Regions from separate parts of the Homo sapiens genome. Here region 1 is linked to region 2. The links are chromatin loops, found by intact Hi-C in ENCODE. Cell type or tissue: ovary. All regions are shown on one strand.

The links. Peaks named below come from ENCODE experiments on the same cell type or tissue, not always from the same donor. Only the 100,000 strongest peaks of a DNase experiment are listed, where the experiment ranks them.
Region 1: it touches region 2 in a loop (5-fold over the local background); 4 of 110 quality-filtered maps call a loop at or near these places.

What each region holds. Positions count from the first base shown.
Region 1 is chr13:114,015,153-114,019,152 of GRCh38, reverse strand. RASA3 (RAS p21 protein activator 3) reads left to right here. Exons shown (of 24, transcript NM_007368.4): 10 at 234-390; 11 at 901-1,049; 12 at 1,802-1,916; 13 at 2,882-2,956; 14 at 3,821-3,944. Among named protein-coding and RNA genes, the nearest start is that of C13orf46, 43 kb to the right of the region's middle. In ovary, no CTCF peak of the experiment used is centred here; no DNase peak of the experiment used is centred here.
Region 2 is chr13:113,968,251-113,972,250 of GRCh38, reverse strand. C13orf46 (chromosome 13 open reading frame 46) reads left to right here. Exons shown (of 7, transcript NM_001365455.2): 2 at 2,029-2,080; 3 at 3,491-3,656; 4 at 3,737-3,784. Among named protein-coding and RNA genes, the nearest start is that of C13orf46, 3.8 kb to the left of the region's middle. In ovary, no CTCF peak of the experiment used is centred here; DNase peaks (open chromatin) are centred at 600 and 1,720.

The DNA.
Region 1 (4,000 bases), 47 kb before region 2:
TTTCCCCCCTTGACTCCTGCGCCTTTGGCTCCAACACTTGCCTCCTGGGGATCCCCGGTGACCAGCCCTGCTGGGGGTCTTCGGTGGGGAGTCCCCAGGGGCTGCACTCTGAGGGGTCCTACAGGATCACCCTCCTGACCAGTCGACCTCAAGCAGGCAGCTGGGCTTCCCTGAGAGCTGCTCCTTGGCAGATGCAGCCTCATGCCTCCCCTCCATGTGTCCCTCCCACCCAGGTACTTCCTCCAGCCCCGGGACAATGGTAGCAAGAGCCTAAAGCCAGACGACCTGGGCTCCCTGCGGCTGAACGTGGTATACACGGAAGACCACGTGTTTTCTTCTGACTATTACAGCCCTCTGCGGGACCTGCTGTTGAAGTCTGCGGATGTGGAGGTGCTTGTCCACGCCGTGGCCTGTGGGTGTGGGCAGGAGGTGCCACCTGCCTGGGGCCCCACCCTACACCCGGGCCCACCCCAGAGGGCACCTTCTCCCTGAGGGGGCCTTTCCCACGCCTCCCAGCCTGGCCTGTTTCCCGTCCAGATGCCTGGACCCCTTTGCTGGGGGCACTGGTCCGTCGACAGTTAGAGCCGTGGGAGCCTGGTGATGCTAAGGACTCTCCGGGTTGTTCGAGGGGGACCCCATCATCAGAGTCCCTCTACCGGCTCAGGGGCCCTAGAGCTGGCTGCATGGGGGGGTCGCTAGAAGGAGGTGCAGATGCCCCTCCAAGGGTCCAGCCAAGCAGCAGCAAATGGGAAGTTTGGTGTTTTTGTGAATGTGTGTGTTTCTGTCTCAGCAAAGAGCCGTATCTATTGTGGCTGGAAGTGAGACCCCAGCCAAGGTGGGGACAGGCCTCTGGGGTTCCTGCACCCCGGGCCCTGGCACTGACCTCACCCCTCCCCGCAGCCCGTGTCAGCGTCTGCGGCCCACATCCTGGGCGAGGTTTGCCGGGAGAAGCAGGAGGCGGCCGTCCCGCTGGTGCGGCTCTTCCTACACTATGGCAGGGTGGTGCCATTCATCAGTGCCATCGCCAGCGCGGAGGTGAAGCGGACCCAGTGAGTGCCCACCCTGCCCCGGGGGAGAGCGGCCTGGACCCGCTACAGGGATGGCAAGGTCGTCGCCGAGAACCACGTGTCCTGGGGCAGGGCTTGAGGGAATTCAAGGGTCCCCAGAAACCATGTTGATTCAGGTTTTCTTTCACAGACCCAGTTAATGATTCTTTTTTTTTTTTTTGAAAGTCCCATTTGCCTTTGAAATCCCGGGTAGAGTGAGTGAGTGGGGAGGGGAAACGGCTCCTGGGGCTCGAGGACAGCTCAGGTCCCCTCCCTGGGGCACTTTGGGAGCCCACAAAAATGGAGCACAGCTTCCCTCAGGACCTGCCTAGTGCTGTTTCCGGACGCCCTGTTCTAGAAACATCTGGCTGCACCTGCAGCCACTGTAGCTGACAGGAGGGTTTGCTTCTCTGCTGGCCCTTGGATGCTGCCAGGGTCTGGTGCCCAACTCTCTGCACAGGCAGAGGCCGCAGAGGGGAGAGGGCGGGAGGGCGAAGGCCAGCCAGGCTCCTCCTGAGCTGGTGGCCACGCAGGTAGCCGAACGGTTCCCTCTGGCAGTGTTGACACAGGACGGTTCCATGGCCAGGGCCTCCAAGCACCTGGCCTGGTTGTGCTCCTTGTAAAATGTCAGGAAGCCGACTGATGGGCGTGCACTGACCTCACAGCCCACAGGCAGGTGCTCGGGGCCAGGCTCTGCTCCGTCTGCACTTCCGCGTCCCCAGGAGACAAACGCTGTCCCCATCGCCATTTCCCAGGGACCCCAACACCATCTTCCGAGGAAACTCACTGGCGTCCAAGTGCATCGACGAGACCATGAAGCTGGCGGGGATGCATTACCTGCATGTCACCCTGAAGCCCGCCATCGAGGAGGTGAGCACGGGGCCGAGAGTCCTCAGCCTCACGAGGCGTGGGGAGGATTTCCCCCAACAGAGGGCACTGCACTGGGATCCAGCCAGACCACGAGCTGGGCTTGAATGTCGGCCCCTCTGGCCTCGCCACGGGGATGCTGATTCATTCACTTTTATCAAGAGGATGTTCCCTGTGTACTCCAGAACCTTCCAAATTCTCCCAAATTAAAACTATACATAAGAAAATCCACCACTCCACAAAGGAGAACATGCAAGAAAAGCCTGGCTCTTCCCAGGGAGACCTTCTTTCTCCACATGTCCTGCAGTCCCCTGTGTTTGGGCCCTGGCTGCGTGGCATGTTTGAGCTGCACGCCCAGTCCTCACCCGACCCTCTGATGCCCGCACACCCACTCCTCACCTGACCCTCTGATGCCCGCCAGGCTGTGCCCCCCGTTTATGAGCGGGTTTGTAAACAGGTTCTTTGCAAATGTGAGAAAATTGAACATAGCATTCTGGTTTGCTCTGTGGGCAAAATCATGGCAGCATTTTGAAGTAAAAATATTATTAAAGCCCTGTGAGGCCTAGTCCGTGTGGGCTGGTGCACATCACTCCTGAGAAAGCCCGATTCGTCTGATCGCGGGCGCACATCGCTCCCTGAGAGAGCCCGGCTCGTCTGATCGCGGCCATGGACTGGGCCCCGTGCCTAGTGTTTGCGCCTGACCTCTCACTTGTCCCTCCGCAGCCAGTGACACAGGCCCAGGGTTGCCCCCTTGCAGCTGAGGCTCGGGACGACACCACCCCACGGTGGCCCTGCAGTCCGGCCTCACCGTGCCCCTCCGTGCCAGTGGCCGGGTTCGGGGAGCTGTCGTGGCATTTTCTGGATGAGGCTCAGGGTCTACATCTCAGCCAGGCCTGAGACCCCTTCCACCCTCCCTGCCTGTGCCCCCAGAACCCACTCACAGAGCCCTGTCTTAAACCTCTCCCCAGATATGCCAGAGCCACAAACCCTGTGAAATCGACCCTGTGAAGTTGAAAGACGGAGAAAACCTTGAAAACAACATGGTAGGTTTTGTTCATGAACCAACCAAAGCCAGTCACCTGCTTGGGGTTTTTCAGCCGATGGCTGCCTGGAAGCTCTGACTCACCCCGTGACCCCGGTTGGGGTGGGAGCAGGACCAGGCGTGGGGATACCCGCCTCACCCGGCTGCAGTACGCTGGCTGCACTACTGGGAGGCCTCAGCCACCACCTTTGGCCTGGCCTGTGTGCCGGGCTCTGCGTCCCCTGGGGGGTCCCGGCCAGCTCTTCCTCCCCTGGAGTGATCCGGTCTGCATGCCCCAGCTCTGCCCCCCCGGAGGGTCTGCCCTGCACACCCTGCTCTGCCTCCCCTGGACAATCCTGACCAGCTCTGCCTCCGCCCCGGCTCCTCCTTCCCTTGGGCAATGGCTCCTGCCCCTCCCTTTTCCTAGGACAGGATGGCCTCCCTGCCTCCCCAGGCTGTCCCCAGAGCTGTGTACTGCGTTTTAAAACAGCAAAACTCCCTGATGTTGAACTTGCTCCAACATTTTAGTCACTTCACATGATACTTCTTGCAGAGCGTGCTGTTTCGTCATTTCTGTATGTAAATGACAGAGCTCTTTGCCTTGGGCAGGCACATTCTAGTGAACGTCCATTCCCCACTCAGTAAACGAGGTCGGGGCCGAGCCGGGGAGCCGACGTGGTGCCTGTGTAGTGATTTTCACGCGTGAATTGCCACAGCTCCCAGCACAGATTTCCAGGGAGTGGCTGTTCACACGTGTCTCACTGCCGCAGCTGCCCTGCGCCCGCCCTCAGCCCCTCCCCACGCGCCCCTCCCTGGGCGTGCCCTGGTGCTACACGCACCTGTGGGCAGCCTCGGGAGTGGGTCCCAGTGCCGTGTCCCGTTGCAGGAGAACCTACGGCAGTATGTGGACCGCGTCTTCCACGCCATCACTGAGTCTGGGGTGAGCTGCCCGACCGTCATGTGTGACATCTTCTTCTCCCTCCGGGAGGCGGCGGCCAAGCGCTTCCAGGGTGAGTGCCCTGAACACCCTCATGTTGCTGAGAAACTGCCATAGCGCTGTGCAGGG
Region 2 (4,000 bases):
TCTCAAAAGAATAAGTTACGCCAAGGCTGCTTAGCGGGAATTTAAGTTGGGGCGGGGAGTGGATCTCCAATAATGCCGCCCGATGCCACCACAGTGCGGACTTAGAGGCCGGGGTCGGATGGAGGGAGGGATTGAGCCCCATTGTGGCTGACATTTCCCTCAACACCTGCTGGATTTGCCCAAAACTGCACGATGGGAGGTGCCGCAGCAGGGAGGCCGGGCTTCTGTGTGGCCGCTTGTCCTGTCTGGCAAAGATGTCCACCCTGCACAGCCTCCCCCAGGCACCAGCACCCTCAGGGTTCGAGACCACGGCCCAGGAGCGCATCCTCCCTGGAGCTTTGTGGCTGCCCCCAGACAACTGAGATTCTGCCGGAGAAGAGCAGGAGGCATTTCCAGCCCTGTGACCCGAGGAGAAGGGCCGGGCCTTGCTGACCACTGGTAGAGTCCGACGTGGCCTTGGTTTCTGCAGGGACTCAGCTCCTCACCCCTCGCAGACTTGGTGGGCTCCATGACATGCCCAGTGCCACGTGCACCCACAGGTGCCCGGATGTGTGAGACGCCGCGTCCACTTCACAGGGAGGCCTCCGGGATGCGGGAGACGTGGGGTGGCCGACTTCACGGGGGCACCAGTGGGGTGTGTCTGGGCCTGGGCCATGCGGAGCACAGGAGACCAGCGCTCACGGAGGGCAGCCCAGAGAGGCCGGCAAGAGCACAGTGAGAATCCGCTGGGTTCCAGACCCACTGAGGCCCTGCCTTGAGCCCACATGCACCCTGGACGCCTGTTGATTCTGCAAAGGCTCTGCGCTCCACCTCTGGGCCCCACTCGTGGCTTCTCTGTTGGGGGCAGCCCCTCGTGGTCGGCCATTGGTCTCATTTCCCTGGAAGAGCCCCATTCCCCAGCTGCCCCTTGGGCCTGTGGGCTGAGCTGAGTGACCTGCCTGGAGTGGCCCATGTGACTCTGCCGAGCTCTGGGAGGAGGTCTGGTCTCTTCCATCACAAGCATCATTTAAAGCTTTGGAATCATCCCTGTTGTATTTGAATCCCGGGCCAAGGGGGTGTTGTGGGAAGAGGGAGTAGCTGCGGGAAGCCAGGGTCTCCGCAAACATTCCCGGCTCCGATGCGGCTGGAGGCCCTGTGGGATCTGGAATCCGCTCACTCCAAGGCTCTCCTGAGCACCTAGGGCTTGGAGAATCCTCTGCCACATGACTTCCTCACAAGGCTGTGCTGGTTTGCAAGCTCCTGGGAACGGAGAACTCAGTGTTTAACTAGAATGGAATGTTTCACGTTGGCCAAGTCAGTCAACACCTTTAGCCAAGTGTGCCAGGGAGCAGTGTGTGCTCGGTGCAAGCCGGTGGCCAACAGCCAGGCTTGGGTTCCTGCCGGGAGCACCAGAGCACCGCTCACCCGAGTTGATGTTCCTGGGCCCCTGTCCTCTGTCACATCAAGGTAAAGATCCTCACGAGACATAAAGTGGTCCCGAAAAAAGACTGCTAGAAACATCCCGCAATGCCTCTCGGGGAGCCCAGAGACCCTGGGGATTGGTGGATTTTCCTGGACAAGCCAAGTGGGGTTTCAAGTCCCACCTGTCCGTGAGAGGAAGCCTGGGTTGGGGGTAGTAGCCGGCATGGGCAGGTCTTGTGGGCTTCTCCCACCCTCCCGCTCAGCTACCTCCAGCCAGCTGTGCTAGGACAAAGAGGAGTTTCAAGAGGTCCCGGAGCCTCATGTGTTTACTGTAAGGCGGCTGGCCATGCCTCACCCTGAGTCCTGCAGGGAGAAGGTGGAGCCCAGGTGTGGGCTGAGCTGCTGGGGCTGAGCCAGGCTCAAGGCCCTGGCACCAGGCTGTGGAAAGTGCCGATAGCAAATACCGGAGGGCCGGGCATGGGCACAGGTCGGGGAGAAACTCAAGTTAGCTGTAGCCATGGCTGAGAGTTGAGCTCTGCTGTGGGTGGCTGTGGGCGGCTTGGGGCAGGTCCTGAGCTCCGGTAGCTGCGGTGTAATGGTGCTGACGGCTCTGTCCTTCCTCCCCAGAGTCCGAAGATCAAGGGAAAGACCCAAGCAGTAACGCGGAAGATGCCAGCTGGTAAGCAGCCTGTCCGACGCTGGCCTTTGTGAAGGTGGAGCTGGGAAAAGTGAGGTGGACACAGGAGAGGGTGGGGTGTGGGAGTGGTACCCGGGCATCAAGGTAGACACTTAGAAGGGGACAGAGGGAGCCCTGGGTCCTGCGAAGACCCCGCGCAGGGCCTGGATGGGAGGGCTGGGAAATCCTCCTTATTTTGAGAGGAATTCAGCGTGGGAACAGGACCCACCTGTAGCGGGGTGGTGTCCTCAGGACTCGGGCCCTGGCCTGAGGGTCACACAGCTGCATCCCTCTCAGTAGACACCCCATGGCCCTCTGGGGAAGGAGGCGTCGTCTCACTAGTGGACTGCTGGGCCCACCTTAGATGTAAACAACTCGAGTGCTCCTTTAGGGAGAGGGCGTGGGGCCCTGGACAGCACATCCCCACTTCGTACTGCCGAGTTCTTGCCTCCCTGCACCTCGCGTCCCGTTCTAACCCAGCTCTGGTTCTCCCACCCACTCACCCTCCTGCCATCAAAGAAGACTTAAAAGTCATTGAATTCCTCAAAAATTTGTCTCAGATCTAACAAAGTCGATTTACCAGCACCATGGCAAGGCACGGGCCAAGTCCCCCTTATTTACAAATGGCTCCCGTTGAGTGGAGACCAAGGAAGGTGTCCGGCCGCCGAAGCGGCCAAAGGTGCAATCAGTTGGTGAGAGTGAGTGTTCGTGTGTTAGACAGGATGTGTGCGGCGCCTGGAGCCTCCCACTCCGTAGAGCTCAGGGAAGCTGATGGCCTTGGTGAGGGCAGTTGAGCTGGGAAGACCACACACCTTTAGGGTGGCAAAGCTGAAAGCGTCTGCTCACGTTGGCCAAGTCAGTCAATACCCTCGGCCAAGTCAACGCCATTGCAGATGGTGGCGGAGCCCCTGTCATCCTCACTGCCTGTTGCATTCCTCTTGCCCCTGGCCACACACCATAGCAGACCACAGAAGGGGTCACGAGGTTGGTGCGAGTAACAGCAGGGCCAACCGTGGACCCTCCAGCCTACTGGCCAGCATGGCCCATTTGGTATCCACATGGAGTGTGGATCTGCGACAGGGTGGCTGCATCTTCTCATCAGATTTTGGTTCTTTGAGCAAGGTTAGACCCTGCTTTCCAAAATAAGCCCAGGTTGGCTGTAATCCCAGTCCAGACCCTGGCTGTACAGGGTAAGTTTTCCAGGCAAGATGGGCCAGCAGAGGGAGCCAGGAGGGCCAGGCTGTGGGGCCCTTCAGAGCCAGAACTCTGTGCTGGGTCAGGGCACCTCATAGGTGCCCACCAGACCCCAGGGGCACCAGCCTCAAGCCCAAGGAGACAGACCCAGAGGAGACCAGGAGCTGCCCGCAGCTATCTGCCGTCTCTTCCAAACCACTTTCCCTGCTCCTCCCGCAGTCAGAAAAACCTAGCACAAGACAAGAAGGAAAGCTTCAGCACCCTTGGGAAGCTGGGTCATGAGAGTGGAAAACAAGACCCAGAGAGGGAGAAGAGCGACTTGGAGGCCAGCATGCAGGAGGTGCAGGAAGGCGAGCACGCAGACGGAGGCTTGCAGGAGGCCAAGGTTGGGCCACGCTGAGGAGCGGTGCATTTTTTCCTCTTGCCTTGGAGCCCGGCCTTCACTTAACCTCTTTGGTCTTACAGGAACAGGAGGCAGAGTCCATAAAGCTAAATGACCTTCAGGAAGAAGAGGTAAGAGCTTTTCCCTTTAGTAATAGAAGTGAGAAGGGAGGCCTGTCCAGGCGGGAGTTCTGCCGGAGCCTGGACCTGCCCGGGACGGTGGCCTGGGGGTCAGCTCAGCAGGCGCCAGGCTGTGAAGCTGGACTGACTGGGCCCCTGCTACCCTAGAGAGGCTTGGGGCCAAGCTCTGAGACTCTTTACCCGATCCCAGGGCAGCCTGACCCCTGC